Linked DNA regions of Homo sapiens: all the other regions are linked to region 2. The links are chromatin loops, found by intact Hi-C in ENCODE. Cell type or tissue: endothelial cell of umbilical vein. All regions are shown on one strand. Links, peaks and the distances in the headings refer to the core of each region. The heading gives the core; the rest is flanking DNA.

Region 1 (6,895 bases), core at 1,083-6,082, 300 kb after region 2:
GATAAGTATTGACTGGTCCAGTTGCTTGAATTGGGAGCAGTGAAGAGGTGAAAGAAAGCACAGTATCCAGAGCAAAGCAGAAAATCAATTAATCATTCCAAATATTATTCTGCCTCATGGGGATAATAACATCCTCCCTGTAAATTGTTGTAGAGTTCACATAGGAATGTGAATCGCTTGGTCCCGAGATGCTCAAAGAATAGGTAGGTGTCATAATCCATGCCATCTCTACTTCCCCTCATGGTTCTAAGGGAGTGTGAGTGTCAAGGCTGGATTTAGTGCCCTTTCTGCCACATCACTTTCTCCTTTGGTTTTCCTTATGTCAGTGTTCTTTATTTGCTCATTTGCTCATTTGTTTATGTCAGGAACTAGGGAATTATCTTGAACACCTCTCCTTTGCCTCCCTTTTCCTAATCATGTTCCCAAATCTAGTCATTGCCAAATCTAAGACTAGATTATTCTCTCTCTCTCCCTCTTTCTCCTTCTCCTCCTCCCCCTTCTTTCTCTGTCTTCTCTCTTCACTACTCTCCCAACCCTGCAGTCCAGGTTTCTGCTATCTCTTTCCTGAACTACTATCCTATTCTCCCCATTGGTATCCCAACAGCCGCTCTTGCCCACCTTTAATTCTTTCAGCAGCCAGAGGATGTACACACACACACACACACACACACACACACACACACACACACACAACTCTGCTGACTCGCTTACTTCCAATTTCCTGATGAGAATGAAATGTAAAACTTGCTCACATGTCCTATGAGGCCCTGCCTGACCTGGCCCTCAAGCCTCATTTTATTCCACCCTGCCCTGTACAGATGCACAGCTCCAGAACCAGCGCACCCTCAGTGCTTCTGGCAGACCTGTCCCTGGGGGACGCTCCGTTCCTCTCGCCACAGTTGATGCTTCTAGCTTTTACATCTCCCCATCAGATCTCCATGCTGACCTCTGACTTGCCCACTCTCTGCAGATGACCTGACCTCCAGCTTTGAGAAAATAGAGGGCATGATTTCAGAGCTCCCTACATTGAAATAGTTTTCTCTTCACTGTTCCTTCTTTTCTCTCCCATTTCTCAGAACCGACACACCCCACAGTCTTTCCCAGGTTTGTCTTTCTTCCTCAGCTCCTGGTTCCTTCCTTGTTTGCCCTGCCTAGGATTGCCTGACGGAATGCAGGACACTTGGTTAAATTAGGATTTCAGACAAATAGTGAGCAACATATTTAGTATAACTGTGTCCCAAATATTGCACAGAGCTAAAAATTATTCATTGTTTATCCAAAATTCTAATTTAACCGAGTGTCTTGTATTATAGTTTTATTTGCAAAATCTGATAAACTTAACCTTATCACTTTAAATGTTTCTCTTTCTCCCCTTCTACTGGGTGCTCCCATGCAGCTTTGACATTTTTGCAAGCTACTTCCACTGAAAAACTCTTGGACGCTAGCAAATCATTCCCTTGATTCTGTTCTCCTTCAAGCTAGTACCCTACCTCTATAACCTGCCCTTGATTCTTCTTTACTTGTCTTTCATTATTTTGGTCTTTGCAATATGATTTCCAGTTTCACCACTTGACACTCTTCTTAAATATCACAAATGCTTTCCAAATTCCTTCTTTAGAAATCTTCATATCCAATTAAACTTTTCATCTGGGCGTCCCACAGATATTTCTCCTTACATACTCTGTGCTCCCAAATGTCCAGCAGTTAACTTTTAATTGCTCTCACAATTTCTCCCTCTTTCTGCTCCAATTGTTGTAATTTTAGAGTATCTACATAGATCTAGTTGCCTACGTTACAACCCATGAAGTCATATTCAACTCTTTCCTTTTATTTATCATCCCCAATACAATCAATTACAGGGTTTTATGACTTTTGTCTCTAGAATAAACTCTTCTCAGTATTGTCCTTTTTTTAAACCTCTCTGTCCCTACATTAGGTTATGTTTCTATCATTTCTCATTGGATTCATACCATTTTCAGGTCAAGAGGGATGCAATATTTTGTGTATTTGATGGATATGCCAAATTAGCCTCAGAGATTATACCAAATTTCATTCTTGCCGATAAGGGATTGTTAATTTTAAGGAATCCTTCCCAAAGCTAATTATTGTCTTCAAAAACAACTTCAGCAATCCTTTAGGTAAATATTCTATTTTGAAGTTCTAATCACATTACTAATAAGGTTGAACACTTTTTAGCCTCCATATCTTTATGCAAGTCAAAGCTGGATCTAAATCTCCTGCTTAAAATCTTTCATGGCTTCCCATTGCCATGAGATGAGATCTGAAATCCTTGGCATGACAGTTAATGCTTTTCACTATCTGGCCCCCAAATATTTTTTCAAATTATATTTCACCCTATCACCCTCCCCTCCTCCATGGAGTAATAGGGAGTGCAGAAGGAGGGTAAGATGGTGAATTCTTTGAGGTCAGCAGCTGTGCCTTTCCTCTCTCCTACTACTGTAATCCCAGCTCTAGCACGTAATAGGTGCTTAATGAGTAGAAAGGTGATGAGTGAGAATGAGTGAATGGGAATGAAGGCTTTAGTGGAGAGAAAGGCAAAGAGGAATTAGGGACAAGAAATAGCATCGGGTGGTAGACGGTGGTGGATGGTGTGCTAGAGACATCCAGGGCTTATGGTTCCGAAGTGACTGTCCTCCATAATGTCACCCATCAATAGAGGCTAGGATATAAAAGTAGATCATTTAGGATAATTCACGAAAATGCACACACAACTGTACATGTTGTTAATCTTGTGCAATGTATCTGGAAAAGTGAAGAAGTCATTTTCTTGAGACTATAACAGCAATCCCTGTGCCAGCAATCTTAGGACAGGACTTTTTTAGCTGGCTGCAACCCCACCCCTACTCTCTGAGCTCCAAACCTAGTAGTTCCCTTGTAGGGATTTGCCGACTTTCCTCCACCTCCACCAAATGGCAGCAGCCAGGCACCGCAGCTTTGCACAGCTCCAGTTACCTGGCCTCTCCTTGAGTTTCCCCTCTTCACCTGGGTCCCTGGACAGCTCCCTTTCTGTCAGCACCGCCGGTAGAGGGCAGCTCCAGCATCGTCCCTGCTGCACCCTCTAGTGGCCGTTAGGATGTTGCATAACTTGAGAAACAGCTTTCCAGCTATCACATTCTCACTTTCGTTAAGTTCTCACTCATAAGTGGGAGCTAAGCTATGAGGACAGAAAGGCATAAGAATGATATAATGGACTTTGGGGACTCGGTGGTAACGGGGAAAGCTTGGAAGGGGGTGAGAAATAAAAGACTACACATTGAGTACAGTGTACACTGCTCAGGTGATGGGTGCCCCAAAATCTCAGAAATCACCAAAGAATTTATCCGGCCAGGTGTGGTGGCTCATGCCTGTAATCCCAGCACTTTGGAAGTCTGAGGCGGGCGGATCACAAGGTCAGGAGATCGAGGCCATCCTGGCCAACATGATGAAACCCTTTCTCTACTAAAAATACAAAAATTAGCTGGGTGGTGCGTGCCTGTAATCCCAGCTACTTGGGAGAGTGAGGCAGAAGAATTGCTTGAGCCTGGGAGGCAGAGGTTGCAGTGAGCTGAGATTGCATCACTGCACTCCAGACTGGTGACAGAGTGAGACTTTGTCAAAAAAAAACAAAAAAACAAAAAAAACCAAAAAAACCAAAAACAAAAAAAGGTATCCATGTAACCAAAAACCCACTTGTACCTTAAGAACTATTGAAATACAAATAAAAATTTTAAAAAAAGTAACCGGGAAACAATCTATGTAATCCTACAATATCACAAGGCATTAACTGTGCTCATCTATTCTCTGAGGCAAGGCTCTTATTCCACACATGGCTCAGGCAGAGTTTGAATCCATTGTTGAGGGGGCTTGGCAACAGCTCCAAATCTCCCCACTCTTATCTTAGGGCACAGAGACTCATCTGTGTATTGAGTTCCAGGAACATCTTTACATAACCCCAGAGTTCCATAAAGGCAATGTGTAAATTCAGCTCCAATAATGACTCGGAGTTCTGTGGATGATTTACAATCTATGTGATAAGACCACCAATTGGTGTTATGATGCTACGTATTTTGATTAATTGCAATACAGGGCAACACATAGAAATTCAGAACGGTAGGACTGCCACCGACAATCTTGATCTTAAAATAAAGAGCAGTGTGAAGAAGCCATCTAGCCTGTAACCTTTGTATTCAGATGCTGCTCCCATTTTTAGGCTGACTGACTCTCACGGCTCATGCTCATTTTACTTAGGGGAAGAAAACAACCCTCAGATACTAGAGAGTCTTTCCCTAAACTCCCAGCCTCGCTGCAGCACAGCCCATGCTCCAACTGTCAGTCTGATGCCCCAGCTGTCATTTCCTTCCTGCTGCTCCTCTCCCCAGAGTCTAATGGAGTCTCCTTGAGGCAGCTGAAGGAGTGACAGATAGACATGTTGTATAGTGGGGCCATTTGCGGCAGCCACGTGAGGTGTGGAAAATGTGATTTATAGATATTTTTTTCCCCAGGGGAAAATGGATTTCATTATTTTCCACCTCAGGTAAGGGGCAAACCTCTGGGCTTGACCTTGGAAGGTTGTGCAGCTAGAATAGTGCTGCCTGAAATGCTGATATAAAGTAAAACCTCATTAAATCAATATTGGTTATTCAAAATCATGCTTGATTGGAGCCAACTGCTTTTCTTCAGCAGCCTGATGCCCCATTCTTTCTTGAGCAAAAATATGAGATACTCTGAAGTGAGTTAAGTTGGTTAAGTTTTTTTCTGGTCCTTAAAGTTTCAAATTAATACAGTTTTATTATGTTTCAAATGGAAGACAGTTCTAAAACACCAAGTCCAATATTGATTATAATCTACCACTATCACATGTATGTTTATTAACAAAAATCCTGTTTCCATAAAAAAGTCATGCATTTTCTCTTCCCATTTATATAGGTGCACAATGTCTGCTTATTGGAATAAATAAGCTGTGGGTTCCTAGGCAAATTGAAGTTATGTAAATAAACAGCCAGTGGCTAATTATCCATGGCAGTGAGCTGCTGGGACAGCTGATGGATAAATTCTGTTGTCAATCTTAAAGTCTTCTAGCCAGAGTGAGGCCAGGCTGAAGGAACTGGGAGAAGGTGTGAGATCCCAGGTGACCTTCAACAATTTTATGTGCCATCTTTTCACCAAATCAAATCAGTGGTAGCAGACATTATCAGTGGTCATTTGGGTTTTCATTAAAGGACATTGAAGTGTCTCAGAAGAGATTACGCATTCAATTAGAGGCCTGGTTCATCTGCAAATTATTAAGTAGCAGGTGTATGTTTATCTTCATGATCACTCCAGAAAGTCCTGATTGTGCCCACAGTGTACAGATTACCAGAATGTTAGGTACTCTGAGGCCTTCAGAGGCAGTACTGTATATTTGTATGTTTGCCATCCATTGACTAAAGAGTTTTTAAGATTTAATTGAGGCAGGGCATTGGATTGAATATCTCCTTCATATCATCCCTTCCTTCTTTCCCTAGCTTCTCCCTCTGGTTGAAGCCAGGGTAGTGGCTATTGTTTATGTCTTTATTTATATCTTTATTTTTTTTGAGACAGGGTCTCAGTCTGTTGCCCAGGCTGGAATGCAGTGGCACAATCATGGCTCTCTGTAGCCTTGACCTCCTGTGCTTAAGCGATTATCCCATCTTAGCCTCACTAGTAGCTGGGATCATGGGTGTACGACACCATACCCAGCTAATTAATTTTTTTTTTTTTTTAAGACACAAGGTCTCGCTATGTTGCCCTGGTTGGTCTTGAATTCCTGGGCTCAAGCGATCTCCCTGCTTCGGCCACCTATGTCAGTGTGGCCTTGGAGACAACCATGCAAGCCTATTTTAAGAAAATCTGCTACATGAAAAATGGAATTTATAAAACCAGGAAATGAGGGCATGGCCACTCTTTTGGCACCCTAGCCCACCCCCACATGGCAGCTCAAAAAATTTTTAGGAAATTGTACATGAAAGCCACACATTTATTTTTTCAGCATTGGCAATGATGATTATTTAAGTGTTTAATCACCCAATGTTCACCCCAAAGTGCAAAGGATTCCTTCCAGATTCCTGTAAACCATGAACTTTCCTGGGAATATTTTTGGTGTTTTTAAATTTGCTCACTGTTCTTTTTAGGTGCTTCTCTATGGAGTGACCAAGGACGCTCTTAGGTGGCACAGAGGGACACTTGGATTGGAAAAGTTTGGGGAACATTAACACAGCCAGGAGGCCTGTAATCCAGGGTGGCTGGTTTGGAAGAGCCACTGAGGACATTCTGCAAATTAGACATTGCGCTTTTATCTACCCCTTGCCCTCATTAATTTTCCCCAATACATTGTTTTCCCAGGATTGCAATGAAATGTACCTTGTTCATGATTTGTCTAGTCATAATTAGAGTCTTCCTTTCTCTTGTTAGACAGTAATGCCAATAATGACTGCAAACATTTTGTCTCCTTTTAGAAAGGCACAGAGCCAAAATCATTATATCTGTGAGTTGATGTCAGATTTATAATGCAGAGATGCAAGCTTCACACTCCATATGTATGCCAAATTTTTATTAATCCTTTGGAAGGTTTAAACTGTGCATTAAGAAGATATCCTGTTTTTTTTTTTTTCCTGATGATTTTTTTTTTGGTCTTATTTATTTGTGCCGAAAAGCCAGAGCTTTCTGTTTACCATGACTCATTTTTAGAGGAGGTGAGTGGGAGTAAAGAGAGATGCAGGGAAGAGGAGTGGTAATGTGAAAAGTGAAGAGGAAAGATGGGTAAGGAAGGGTCTAGGGAGAATTGTAAAGGGAGAGGAGGGAAAGCTTAAGGGAGGAAGGAGGAGAGACTTAGGAACAAAGACAAGAGGTGGTGTGGGTGTGTGTATGTGTGTGGTGT
Region 2 (6,895 bases), core at 844-5,843:
ATTACTTAAAATAATAGGTTACTCAAATCTTTTTGATATAATAGATTTTGATACAATAGTTCTCTAGAATACAGTGTGTGTGAGAGTGTATTTAAATTTTTTATTAATGCTGGTATAGTTGGATTTCTTTTATAAATTAGTAAAGTAGAAATTTTTGTTAAGAAATTTTTAATTTAAGATTTTCAAATTTATCTTGTCTGCAGTTAACTTGAATTAATAAGCTCTTATTTAGAGTACTTTTAATACTTTTAACATATCTTACTATGCACTGTGACTGTTTAAATGTAATCATTGTTCTGTGTCTCCAGAAGTGAATAATTTGTTTATGCATACATTTACACTGTTATCTATAAATATATAATACATCACCTATAGCCTCTCGACTGCCATGTAACTTGGAGATAGGACAAAACTTCACGGAATTTAAAGATGCTTGGTGTTGGTAGGAAAGGCATGGTAACAGATAAAGCCACTGAGAGAATAGTGGACTGAATAGGTATCTGCATTGAAGAGCAAGCTGGGGCTGGGAACGGCTTTTGAACCTCAACTCAGCTCCCAGTTACCAAGCCTCCTCCCCACCCTAACTGATGGCATATTGGGAGTCTGATTTACATCTGATTTTGTTCTGTGTGTGAGGAAGCTTCTCTAAGAGCAGCGGGATTGGGGGAAATGCAGATTATTTGTATCTGTGAAATTAAGGTTGACTGTAGTTAAAATTTTTAAAAAATCAAAATGTTTCATGATTAACAACTAAATGTTAAACTATTGGTATATTTATAACTATAGTAGAGTTGGTGATAAGGTCTGTTAAGACAGGTTTTGTTCGCTGCCGACTCCCCAGTGCCTAGAACACTGCCTGGGATGTAGTAGGTATTCAGTAAGTATTTGTTGATTTATAGGTTGTGCAGATGAGTGATGTTATAGTCAGTTTTTTCTTTCTAGGTGCAGATGCTAATTTCAGTGTCTGGATTAAAAGGTGTCAAGAAGCTCAGAATGGTATGTGGGTCTCCCTTGGTATTTGTTTCAATTTAAAAAGAAGTAAACATCTGAAATTTTTTTGGTTTAAACAAATTTGTTTTTATCTTTATAATTTCTTTTAAATAGTATACGTTTCCTTAGATGTGGACTTCCAAAGATACACTGGTTTTTGCATAGCTTCTTATGTTGAAAGGGGGATTTGGGTGGATTTGCTTGTATGGTATATCAGTAAGAAATTACTAAGGAGTCTAAAATGAATTCAGGATGCAAAATGAAACCACTTTTCTTTAGTTGAAAGGTACGGAGAATTTGCTTGCTTAATCAGTATGTTTGTGCTATAGAAATCATACAAATAACTTTGCTTAAAAATGCACTGTTCCCTGAAAATGTTTCCTTTTTATGTTTTAATAGGCTCAGAATCTGAGGTGGTAAGTCCAAAGTTTTCATTCTTCATGTTTTTATTATTTTAAATTTCAGCTACCAAATATATTTGAGACAAGACTCAGGATGAGCTGTCTGATATTTAAATATTAAGCAATTCCATTTAAGTGCTGGTTCCTCTAGGCACTGAAATAAAATCATTTTTTGATAAATATAGAAGTTTCCAGTCATGAAAATTATTGGCCTATTTTAATGAATTTAGTGTGTGGTTAAAGTTGATTTCGTGTGTTTTAATATGGTCATGATGATCATTTATCTTTTCGTTACTAAAACCTTATTGCATTTATTTAGGTTCAACAGTTTGAATCACTTGTAGGGCTTTTTATGATAGGCTAAGACAAAAGTTAAAGAAAATTGGAAATTGACAGGGTCTTGCTCTGTCATGCAGGCTGGAGTGCAGTGGTGCCATCATAGTGCACTTGAGCTTCAAACTCCTGGGCTCAAGCAATCTTCCCACCTCAGCCTTCCAAGTAGCTGGGACTACAGATGTACACCACCAAGCCTGGCTAATTACTCTGTTTCTTTAAAACGATTTTTAAAACAATGTTATTTTAGTTTAGGAAGTTGCTGAATCTTAGAACTGGCCATTTTATATAAGCAACCTTTTCTAATCATGCCTTTAGAAGTTTTCTGTTATTTAAAGTTCTGTTATTTTAGAGCAAAAATCTTTTATGAAATTCAATCTAAGATTTTTTAAATGCTGAGCATTCTAATTTTTTTCCGAAAACTAGTGGTATTTAACAATTACAGTTACTATGTCTTTGAAGAAAATTTTCATGTAGTTATTTTATATCAAAATAACTGCAGTGTTGGGTAAATTAATAATACATGCATTTTAATAATACAGTTGCTAAACTGACTTGTAAAAATCTTTCTCTTTCAACTTACCAAAATCAATCTGCATCCCAGTGGACTCATCAGTCAAAAATCAAGTGAGTGTTTCTTTTTCATAAAACAATGCATGATAAATATGCCTAAAGAGGAAGAAACCCTGTAGTTTAATAGTAAGCAAATTCTTACCATGTGATTTTTAAGTTTTTGTTTGTTTTCTAAAATTGTGTAATAGCTTTATGTAAAGCCAATTTTAAGGCTGTTTAAGGATTAATATTTGTACTTCAGTTAAATTCAAATCATTTCTCATCTTTAAAGTTGCTTCACTTGGTTTCATATTATGTTACCTTTCCATATGTTAAGGAGAGTCTCTTCCAGTTAAGTTTATGTTACTACACAGGTAAACAAGTTAGTAGTAGATCTAACAGAATTGTAACTTAACCTGCCTTTTATATTTGGAGCAAATTTTTCATAGGAACATTCTGTATGCGTTGAAAGTTAATATTGCTGAGGGCAGCAATTATAATAATGAATAAGCAACTAGCAAGTCTTTGACTTTTAATTATTCATTAGCCTGTGTACAGCTTGTATTCTTAGGACCGTAACAGAAACACAAGCCGTTGATCTGGAGCTTTGCATCCTTACTGAATTGCAAAGGGAAACCGAGACTCTTAAAGTTCATTTCTTTAATCAAGGTGGTTTTGGATATAATTACCTAAAATGGCCTGGAAAAGTTAAAAACCATCTATTCATGGTAGTTGTGGGGAGATACAGGATGAAACTCCAAGTACCTAGTAGATAAGGAACTTTGACTTGCCCTGGTGGCAGCAGCAGGGGTAGGGCACATAACCATGAAATAATAATTAAGGTGTTCAGAGCATAAAATAATCCCACATCTAACTTAATATACGTGTACCGGACACTGTGCTTGGTCCTAGGGATATAATAGCGACAGGATAAACAGCTCTGCCCTCAGAGAGCTTTTAATCTAGTCTAATTTGAAAGTGAGGATTCCTACGTTTCTAGAGCTTTCAGTACAAAAGATGCACATAATTAGAATCTAGACCCATTAGTCTTTCCATGTATCTTGAAATTGAAGGAAAGTGTTGTATATGATGTTGTGCCTGACACAGTTAAACTTCATATGATTTTAATTTTAGTTCATTTGCCCCTGTTTTGTGTGCTCAAGTCTATCTGCTTCCAACATCAGTTTTGAGAGCTTGGAGTGTTGACTCAGGCTTATTGCTTCACCTTTCTGAGCTTAAGTTTTATCATCTGTAAAATAGGGATTTAAGTGTTTATCTGTAGTATTTGGATGAAATGAGAGTATAAAAACTCTATTGATGGCATATAAATATTAGCTTGTTTAAAATAAATGACATCTTTAATATTTATATTAGTTTAAGCACAACAGTGCTAGAGATGAGTCAGAACCCAGAAAATCATGCAAGTATTTAAGTCTACTGGAAAGGTGTGAGCATCATTTACCTTACCATTTTTTTCCATTAGTACAGAGCATAAAAAACTAGTTATATAAAGTTGTTTCTGTGAATCAGTAGTTGCTTTGCTGTTTTCTTCCTCCAGGTGGGGCTCTTGTTGTTTATCAGACTAGTTTTTGTTTTGACAATAGCTTTAAAAAAATTAGAAGAGTTACCTAAGTTTCTTTTTTTTTTTTAATAGGTATGACTGGTATCAAACAGAATCTCAAGTAGTCATTACACTTATGATCAAGAATGTTCAGAAGAATGATGTAAATGTGGAATTTTCAGAAAAAGAGGTCAGTAGACTGAATCATTTTTCAATGTTGATTACTATTATTTGCAAATTTAGTATATTGCAGAATAATCGATAACGGTTTATCAGATAAATGCTATTTCTTCCTGAGATGATTTGGAAAATGTTGAATAAAATCTGAAGCCATTGCTTTGAGGTAAGAATATGTATGTTGGTAAATTATAGCTGGATGTGCATTTTTTTCTTTAGATTTGAAATTTAAAGCAGAATTTGGTTATATTAGTAAGATAATGTGCTTTGGTTATACTTGTGTGGTGTACTTCATGAAAAAGATCTAGTTAGTTTTGTGATCACACATGTCTTAGAATTGACTAGCCATGTTAAATGAGTATGACTTTTTTTGTTGTTGTTTTTTGAGACAGAGTCTCGCTCTTGCGTAGGCTGGAGTGCAGTGGCGCAATTTCGGCTCACTGCAGCCTCCTCCTCCTGGGTTCAAACAATTCTCCTGCCTCAGCCTCCTGAGTAGTTGGGACTACAGGCACATGCCACCGTGCCTGGCTAATTTTTGTAGAAACGGGGTTTCACCATGTTGGCCAGGCTGTTGTCGAATTCCTGACCTCAAGTGATCTACCCATCTCAGCCTCCCAAAGTGCTGGGATTAGAGGCATGCACCACCGTGCCCAGCCTCTTGAGTATGACTTTTAACAACTTGATTTCTTACCATTTAGTAGAGAACCTTATAATAGATTATTTAAAAGAGGTAGTGATAGAACTGTATGTTTTGCACATGGATCACTTTTTGTTATATATCATTTTGCTTTTGTATGTTTTCTTGAAATCTAAATATCAAATAGGTGTGATTAAATATATGACAAATATTATGAAACTTATTCTTTTCTGCTGTTTAATGATGTCTATAAGAATTCATGTCAAGGATACCAGATGGAAAAAAAAGGTTCTTAAATCTTTGAGAACCTTTTGAGGTTCTTAAATCTAAAATTCCATATATAATGTTTAAAATAATTTGTAACATTATTGAAGATTTGTCATTATTTTGTGTAGGTTTTTTACCCTCCATTATATACATTTACAAAATGTGATGCTAATTTTGTGTTCATTAGTTGTCTGCTTTGGTTAAACTTCCTTCTGGAGAGGATTACAATTTGAAACTGGAACTTCTTCATCCTATAATACCAGAACAGAGCACGTTTAAAGTACTTTCAACAAAGGTAAGACCATTGAAAAGTTTGTTACTAGTAATATTTTCAAAATTATAGAAATACTGGTGAACTAATCACCCATGTGTTTATAAGCTTGTAGATTCTTTCAGCCCTTTAACAGGGACAAGAAAATAAGAATGATAACTTTTGAGTATAAGGGTTATTTTACCTCTCAAATTCTAGTACAGTAAAGAATAAAAATCCACTTAGAGTGTGTGGCATTTGTGTATTTACTAAGACAGATATAATGTTTTTCAATAAAGGGGTTTTTTTAAAAAGATACAATAATCAGCCTGTCTTTAAGATTTGATACTGACAATGTCTCTTCCCTTGAACTTGTCAGTTTTGTCTGTTTTGATGTACAAATACTTTTGTCACCCTACCTCATGCAGTTAAAAATACAAACTACAAGAAAGATGAATCTGCCTTTTGTTTTTTTTGTTGTTGTTGTTGAGACGGAGTCTTGCTTTGTTGCCCAGGCTGGAGTGCAGTGGCGTGATCTCGGCTCACTGCAACCTCTGCCTCCTGGATCCAAGTGATTCTCCTGCTTCAGCCTCCCAAGTAGCTGGGACTACAGGCATGCACCACCACGCCCTGCTTAATTTTTGTATTTTTAGTAGAGATGGGGTTTCACCATATTGGCCAGGCAGGTCTCCAACTCCTGACTTTTTTTTTTAAACTGAATTTTAGATTACTCTATTATGAGGGAACAATGAGTAAATTATAGTTTGAGTAATTTTTAGATTCCTTTATAGTTTCTAAAAGAAGTAGAGATATACAACAGAATTAATATTCAGAGAGTATCACTCAAAAGATGTAGATAATAGTGTAATTTAGTAGGAAAAAAACTGAAAATTTAAAAATCTGACTCTGGATCTTTGCTTGCCCTGTGTATTTAGTCTAGGCACAAAATGACTATAAGACTGAATTTTCAGCACCTTTGAAAGGAGGGCTGTGGACCAAATGAACTCTGGAGTCCTTTCAGCTGTAGAATTGTGTGAAGGTATATGATAAATGAGTTAATGGGAATAAATGATGTAGGTAGGCTTTTTCCATTACTACTTTTTTTTTTTTTCCTTGTTTTTGAGATGTAGTCTAGCTCTGTTGCCAGGGTGGAGTGCAGTGCTGTGATCTCAGCTCACTGCAACCTCCGCCTTCTTGAATCAGGTTCAAGTGATTCTCCTGCCTCAGCCTCCTGAGTAGCTGGGATTACAGTCATGTACTGCCACGCCCAGCTAATTTTTGTATTTTTGTAGAGATGGGGTTTCACCATATTGGCCAGGATGGTCTTGATCTCCTGACCACGTGATCTGCCCACCTTGGCCTCCCAAACTGCTGGGATTACAGGTGTGAGCCACTGCACCTGGCCTATTACTCCTTTTTTTATACATAGGTCCTGCAGCATACTGTGTTAGTATTTATTAGGTTGAAGCTCTAAGGACATGTGAAGTTTCCTGTTGTGGAACAGGATCGGGGTTGGCCTGTGTTGTGAAGAATGATAATTGGGCCTGCAGAAAGGACACAGCTGCAGAGGGTTGGAGAAGAAAGTGTAAAGTGAAGTAGTTTTTTGCATCCAGTTAAAAAGGATCTGCCTACTTATTTGAAGATTGTCAAGAACAAAGCTGGTTAATTATGAGGCAGATTTTTGAAATAGCTGCTTGGGACAATAGAAAGTGAGGAAAGGGATGAAA
Region 3 (6,895 bases), core at 1,332-6,331, 74 kb after region 2:
GCCCACCAGTCTCTTTTCCCCTTTCCCCTCAGGTGGCCCTTATGATCAGCCAGGTTTGGGAAACCTGTTTTCTTTGGCTGAGACGGGACTCCTGCAGGTGAAGTTTGGAAAGAAGGCTCTGTTCTGTCCGGTGCTCTCTGAGCAGCCAGTGTTCATATGGGTCAGTGATGACTGTCAGAAGGAGCCTGGCAGGAAACACCCATGTGAGTGTCTTCCACTCATATGACAAGAGGTTCTGTGTTTTTTTTTAAGAACATTGCACATAAGCTTTTACTAGTAAAGCAATGCAACATTTAAGAACATAACCATTTCTAAATTCTTAGCAGTTCTTAAGGAGATAAGGTTGTCACACTAGAAGAGTGGCCTGTGGTTTGAATTTCACATTCCTCCACCACTACCCCTGGCTGTCTTCTCCCCAGAAAGCCTCCCTAACTAGGTGCAGGGATAGCCAATCTTTTGGCTTCCCTGGGCCACAATGGAAGAAGAATTGTCTTGGACCACACATAAAATACACTAACACTAACGATAGCTGATGAATTTTTAAAAAAAATCTAAAAAAAAAAAAAAATCTCATAATGTTTTAAGAAAGTTTACGAATTTGTGTTGGGTTGTATTCAAAACCGCCCTGGGCCGCATGCAGGACCACAGATTGGACAAGCTTGACGTAGGGCATCTTGGTTGTGCAGCTGCGGCCCACCTTTTTTTTTTTTTTTTTTTTGAGATGGAGTCTTGCTCTGTCACCCAAGCTGGGGTGCAGTGGCACAATCTCGACTCACTGCAACCTCCGCCTCCCAGGTTCAAGCCATTCTCCTGCCTCAGCCTCCCAGGGAGCTGGGACTACAGGCATGCGCCACCACGCCCAGCTAATTTTTTTTTTTTTTTGAGACGGAGTCTTGCTCTGTCGCCCAGGCTGGAGTGCAGTGGCACAATCTCCACTCACTGCAAGCTCCGCCTCCTGGGTTCACACCATTCTCCTGCCTCAGCCTCCCAGGTAGCTGGGACTGCAGGTGCCCGCCACCAGGCCCAGCTAATTTTTTTGTATTTTTAGTAGAGACAGGGTTTCACTGTGTTAGCCAGGATGGTCTCCATCTCCTGACCTCGTGAGCCGCCCGCCTCGGCCTCCCGAAGTGCTGGGATTACAGGCGTGAGCCACCGCGCCCGGCCTTTATTTGCATTTTTAGTAGAGATGGGATTTCACCATGCTGGCCAGGCTGGTCTTGAACTCCTGACCTCAAGTGATCCTCCTGCCTTGGCCTCCCAAAGTGCTGGGATTACAGACGTGAGCCACCACGCCTGGCCTGCAGCCCACCTTTTATGTGCACTGCACCATCTGCATGGGGACAGCAGTGAAGCTGTCCCCCTCCTGAAGCTACTAGGGGAGGATGTGGGGGGAGGAGGCAGTCCAGTTTCTAACATACTAGACTCTGAGCTGGGGACGAGGCTGGGCTGTTGGAGCAGCAATTACCTTATCTGCTCTAAGTCCGTGGAGCTGTGGACACCCAAGGCTATTTTTATCCAAACAAGATGAAATTTATTATTTGCCAAAATTCTGCTCAATATGGTGCCTTTTACAGCCAAGGATATTTGCTAATGAGTTTTTAATAAGGCCTATGTTCTATAAGATTAATTACATAATGTTTGGGAAAATGTCTAGAAAAATTAGTCTGAGAGGAAAGGCCCCAAGCAATGATCTCCTTCCCTCATCTCACAGGGTGGGGTTGTCAGTTATCTCATATTGGTGGAAATTTCCCATATTTCAATGCCTTGTTCCATTTACAATAATGTGGATGAAAAATGGCCTCAATATTGGAGCCCAGTTCAGTTGTCCCCTGATTATTATTACTCCAGTGCTTCATAGTCCTCCAGCTAAATTTCAGTAAACCTGTCCTAAGGGGATTTACCCACATGAAAAGGATAGGAGGTGAATTACAGCTGGTTCTCCTCTATAAACCAATATAGAGGAGCCGAGGCACAGATAATCCCCAAAGAGTGGATAATCCATTTGGTTTGACAAGTCTTTCTGTTTGACAAAGACTTACCTTTTTTGATTACGTTTTGTCTGAGCTATTTAGATTTGTATTCAGGCAAAGCAGACCTGTGCATGTGCTATGCCTAGGTGGTGCAAAAATTACTCTATTTAGTATTTTGTGATTTGTTTTTCATACTTAAGTCATATGGATCAGGGAGAAAAAAACTATCATGATTTTCTTCATTCTCCTGTCTGTATAGGATATAGCAATAATTTTGATTGTTGACAATAAAATGTGATTCACTATTCCTCTGAATTCTTAGCATTTAATACTGCTCTCCTGAACCAGACAACCAACCATCTTGCAGTAAAGTAAAATATATGAAAAAAGGGAGCTGTGCTTATTCAGTATGATTGTTTAATCTCTCTTTTTAGAAGCCTGTCAGTTAGTGATGTTTACCTTGAATAATTAAATGACAAATGGTATTCATTTTAAAATATATCATGTCCAGAATCTTTACCAAAAAAAAGCATAGCTATTGTTATCCCCCATTGACCTATACCATTGAGGCTTTGTTATTTAAAAGATAGCATTTACATTCTAAAACCACAGAATTTCCCAAAGAGATGACAATCTAAACCCTGCTATTAATGGAGATGTAGATATTGAAATCATTCTCTTATTCACATTTGCTGTTTCAAACATGAGCATCTGGCCCAGCTTCTATATTTAAAATACAAATACATTAAGGCACTTTTCAAATACCCACAAAATACAGTGCAATTCTGATCTTACAAATCGATGCTTGTAAATTTGATATAGTCTCTAAAACAGACTCGGTGCTAAATGGCATGCTTATCTACATTAGACATTTGAGTTAAAAATACAAATTATGCAGTGACTGCAGAAGACGTGATGTGTAAAATGGTTGAATTGCTTTCAGCACCATTTTCTGTAAGTACTGGAATTCGTTCATGCTTTGCATTTCATGGTAGGAGAGAGGAAAAAACAGCAATCACCAATCCTCTGAGGATAGTGATTATGAAAGAGCCCTTTGTGTGTGCCCTGGAGATGGAATTCTTTTCCATTAGTTGAAATAAGCTTATACCAGACCTGGCAGTGGTCATCAAGATAAAATGCCCCCTTTTACATAGGTGAACACTTTCAGAGTATTTAGAGAACACACTGGAGCTCTGCCCAGTCAACTTAGAAACAGTCTTTATACTCCTCGAGAGCCGTGGAGCTTTAAAATAAATAGTTGCATACAAAGAAAGTAGGACAGCAGTTAGTAAAACACCTACTATTAAACCACATGTGATGACTAGGCCAGAATTAATTGTTAAAGAGATTTTCCACCTTTAAGGAAGTTAGACGTTTTGTTTGTTTGTTTGTTTTTTGTTTTTGTTTTCCAGAGAGAGAAGGGAATGTTCATGGCTAGGTCACAAAAAAACCTTCTGAAAGGCAAAAATTCCTTCCCAATGGGTCTGAATATGGGTCTGAATATTCCTCCACTATCTTTGTCCTGGATTTTAAACCCACAGCCTTTCTTAGCAGGGACAGGCCTTAGAGATCGTCCAGTTCCATTTTTTCCCTTCAGGACGAGTACACTGAGGCCAAAAGGTGACGTGCCTTCCCCACGGTCGCGCCACTGCTTAGTGGGAGATGAGCCGAGAACGGCCTTTCTCGGACCGTCCACTACATTCTCCCCTACTCTACGCTTCAATCTTCTCCCGTGAAACCTTCACTTGCTTTTCTACAACGTTGACCTAAGGCGGAAAGCCGCGTGCCAGAGTGGGATGGGAGAGGGGAGCTCACGCTGGGCCCGAGGGGCCCGCCGGCAGCCGCGCGCCCCTCGCCGGCCCGCGCTCGGGCTCCCCCTAGGGGCACCATGGGCGACACGGGGGTCCCCGCGCGCCGCCCTCTGGACTTACGTGACTGTCGCTCCCCTTCCAGAAGTAGAAGGCCCCGATGGCCCCAAAGAGCAGCAGCACAGCTCCCGAAATGAGGACCACGGCTCCCACCTTGAGCAGCCGCGCGGGGCTGGAGGGCTTCACCGTCAGCGTAGCGTACGCCTGCGGGCCGGGGCGGGAGAGGGACCGTCGCGTTTGTGCCGCCAGCACCTGCGGCCCCCAGCGCACCCGGGCCCCACGCGGTAGCCCCCAGGGAGTGGGGAGTCGGGCGGGAAACAGCTCGCCCGGGCTCCTACGGGTGCCCCTTTCGCCGCGCTCCCTCCCGAGGGTCCTTTGCAGTCGGGCGTGGAAGTGGGATGAGCAAACCCCGCAGCACAGGGCCTTCGCCCCAGGACCTGCACCCTCTACCGGCCACGGGACGTCCCTCCGCACCCGCCTGTGGATGCCGTGACCCCTGCACACTCATACGCGTGGGGCGACATCCCACCCACACATTTGGGACCCAAATTTATCCCCCCGCCAACACACCCATTCGGTGGCACGCACCCCTGAGTCCGAACTGTGGAACCTGATACTCACACAACCCAGGCCCTGCGTGTGGAATCCCTGGCGGTACTCACCGGGGGGCTGCAGAATTCCACGTCATCAGGTCCCACCAGGGCAATGGGAACTTTGTCGGAGTTCTCTGTCATGTTTGCGGCGGGAGGAGTGAGGCACTTGGAGACTCCCTGGGCACCCTGGGATCTGTCCCGCTGCCCCGACGTGCAGGGCATTTCAACGCCGCGCGCACACACGGTGCACGGTCCCGCCTGGGCCAGCCCAGCGGTCCCCACCCCTTCCAGCGCCTCACCTCTCTCCTCCCTTCTCTCTCCCGCCGCGGGAAGCTCGTCCTGCACTCCCGGATGCCCCCTTTCCTCCTCACTCTATCCTGTCTACTGGCCCCCCAAACAGCATCCCGGTGACTCTGAATGTGTGGGGGTGGTTGCATCCCTCAGAGCGGGATGCTGAATCCTGGGACCCAAAGAAATACTCAAGTGCCAGAGCAATTAGCCATGCACCGGAGGATGTCTTAGAATGTCAGCGGGCTCTGCTGTGACAACTGGCTGGAGGCCATTTCCTGCAGGGTCTTTGTAGGTGTGTGTTGGGGTGGGGGTGGGGGGAAGATGGCTCATGGAAGGTGAAGGAGAAGACAACAGAGTGGTGCAGGTGGACAGGGGACACTGGCCTAAGAGTGTAAGGGTTAGGCCACCTTCTCACTGGCCTGGCATTGCTGGATGGCCCCTGGGACTGGAAAACAGAGCAGGGTCTTAGGGATGGCTCCTTGCCACCAGTTTTTCTAGGGTCTGGGTACAACTGCAGCAAAAGTGAGAGCTAAGCAGAGCAGGGCTGGAGGGAAGGAGTTGGGGAGACCAGAATAAAAGTGCATGCTGGTTGGTTGAATAAATTAAATAAGTGCAAACAAAAGCAACAATGGCAAAGCACACACACACACACACACACACACACAGAGTACTGATGTATCCAAAGGAATAACACAAATGTGTGTGTGTGTGTGTGTGTGTGTGTGTATGTATGTATGTATATAAAATTTTCACTTTTGGAAATGCCATCTTCCAGTTCCAGGATACATGGTACTTCATTTGGATCCAGGCTTCCTTAAATTGCGTTCGATTCTAGCTTTGTGCAGAGCTCTCTGGTGAGGTGTAAGTGAGGAGCACTAGTGCATGAGAGGGATTGAGGCTTCCCCAAAGGGCAGCGGGAGATTGCATGTGCAGGACTGCAGAAGGAGAAAGTGTTGAAGAATCATCCAAGACATGTGATGAAGAATGAGGTGACAAGCATGATGACCTGGGGCTGGGAAGGAGGGGAGAAGTGGAGGAGACCACTTTCACAGAAGAATCGATAGGACTTGGCAATTCCTGGGCTGTGGGAACTGAGTTTTCAGACCTAGGAGGATTGGGAGAGTGATAGGAACCCTAGGGAAGTGAAAAAATTGGAAGAAACAGTTTTAGACATGTTGAGCTTGATGTGGGGATGAAAAGTAAAAGAGCCAAGGAAATGTCCTGAGCCTGCATTGGAATCAGCTATGGAAACAGCTGTCTGCACATCACACTAGACTTAAGGTGCTTGGAAAAAACTCCAGCAAGATCTCCAGCCAGGGCTCATCCCTGGGGCACTGCTGAGGCAGAGTTCAAAGACCTCTTTTCACAAGGGCATTCTTCACAGGAATTTTGGTGAAGGAATAAGAGAAGTAACTGTCAGAGAGGTGGGAGATGGTACAATATAAAGTAGTACATGTAATTTTAAAGGCACATTCAAGAAGGGTGGGTCAGCAGTGTCAAATGCTGAAAAAAAATGAGCACAGAGAAAGGCCTTGGAAGGGCACAACCAAGAGGCCATGGGAACCAGCGAGAGAGTAGTTCCATTTGCTTCCCTGGGCACAGAAGACACATTGCAAAGGGTTACAGAGTGATTAAAAATATTTGCAACTTATACCACAGACAAGGAACTAGTTTTCTTATATAGTGTTTTCCTAGGAAAACCAAAAGACCAAAAATGTAGTAGAAAAAATGGCAAAGAATGGAAACAGAGAGTTGGTGAAGCAAGAAGTAGAAATTTCTCTTAAATGTAAGAAGAATGAACAACAGCATTATTTTGCCTTTTTTTTTTTTTTTTTTTTTTTTTTTTTGAGACAGAGTCTTGCTCTATCGCCCAGGCTGGAGTGCAGTGGTGCGATTTTGGCTCACTGCAACCTCCACCTCCCAGGTTCAAGTGGTTCTCCTGCCTCAGCCTCCCAAGTGGCTGGTATTACAGGCGCCAGCCACCATGCCTGACTAATTTTTCTATTTTTAATAGAGGCAGGGTTTCACCACGTTCGCCAGGCTGGTCTCGAACTCCTGACATCAAGTGATCCGCCCACCTTGACCTTCCAAAATGCTGGGATTACAGGCATGAGCCACCACGCCTGGCCACAACTGCATTCATACAAGGAAATGCAAATTAAAAGTAGACTGG

The links. A loop is a pair of places that touch in the nucleus more often than their neighbours do. Peaks named below come from ENCODE experiments on the same cell type or tissue, not always from the same donor. Only the 100,000 strongest peaks of a DNase experiment are listed, where the experiment ranks them.
Region 1: it touches region 2 in a loop (13-fold over the local background); 14 of 110 quality-filtered maps call a loop at or near these places.
Region 3: it touches region 2 in a loop (10-fold over the local background); 10 of 110 quality-filtered maps call a loop at or near these places.

Annotation. Positions count from the first base shown.
Region 1 is chr13:52,965,221-52,972,115 of GRCh38, forward strand. No RefSeq gene overlaps it. Among named protein-coding and RNA genes, the nearest start is that of OLFM4, 60 kb to the right of the region's middle. In endothelial cell of umbilical vein, for the core only: a CTCF peak has its summit at 3,085; a DNase peak (open chromatin) is centred at 3,061.
Region 2 is chr13:52,661,707-52,668,601 of GRCh38, forward strand. SUGT1 (SGT1 assembly cochaperone of MIS12 kinetochore complex) reads left to right here. Exons shown (of 13, transcript NM_006704.5): 6 at 943-996; 7 at 1,390-1,406; 8 at 2,329-2,351; 9 at 3,931-4,027; 10 at 5,106-5,213. Among named protein-coding and RNA genes, the nearest start is that of SUGT1, 12 kb to the left of the region's middle. In endothelial cell of umbilical vein, for the core only: no CTCF peak of the experiment used is centred there; a DNase peak (open chromatin) is centred at 3,875.
Region 3 is chr13:52,735,130-52,742,024 of GRCh38, forward strand. It overlaps CNMD (chondromodulin), which reads right to left and starts at 4,691. Exons shown (of 7, transcript NM_007015.3): 1 at 4,501-4,691; 2 at 3,902-4,042. The coding sequence starts at 4,572. RefSeq lists an enhancer at 2,261-2,762. In endothelial cell of umbilical vein, for the core only: a CTCF peak has its summit at 3,872 (motif pointing left); no DNase peak of the experiment used is centred there; H3K4me3 peaks cover 391 bases; H3K27me3 peaks cover 2,148 bases.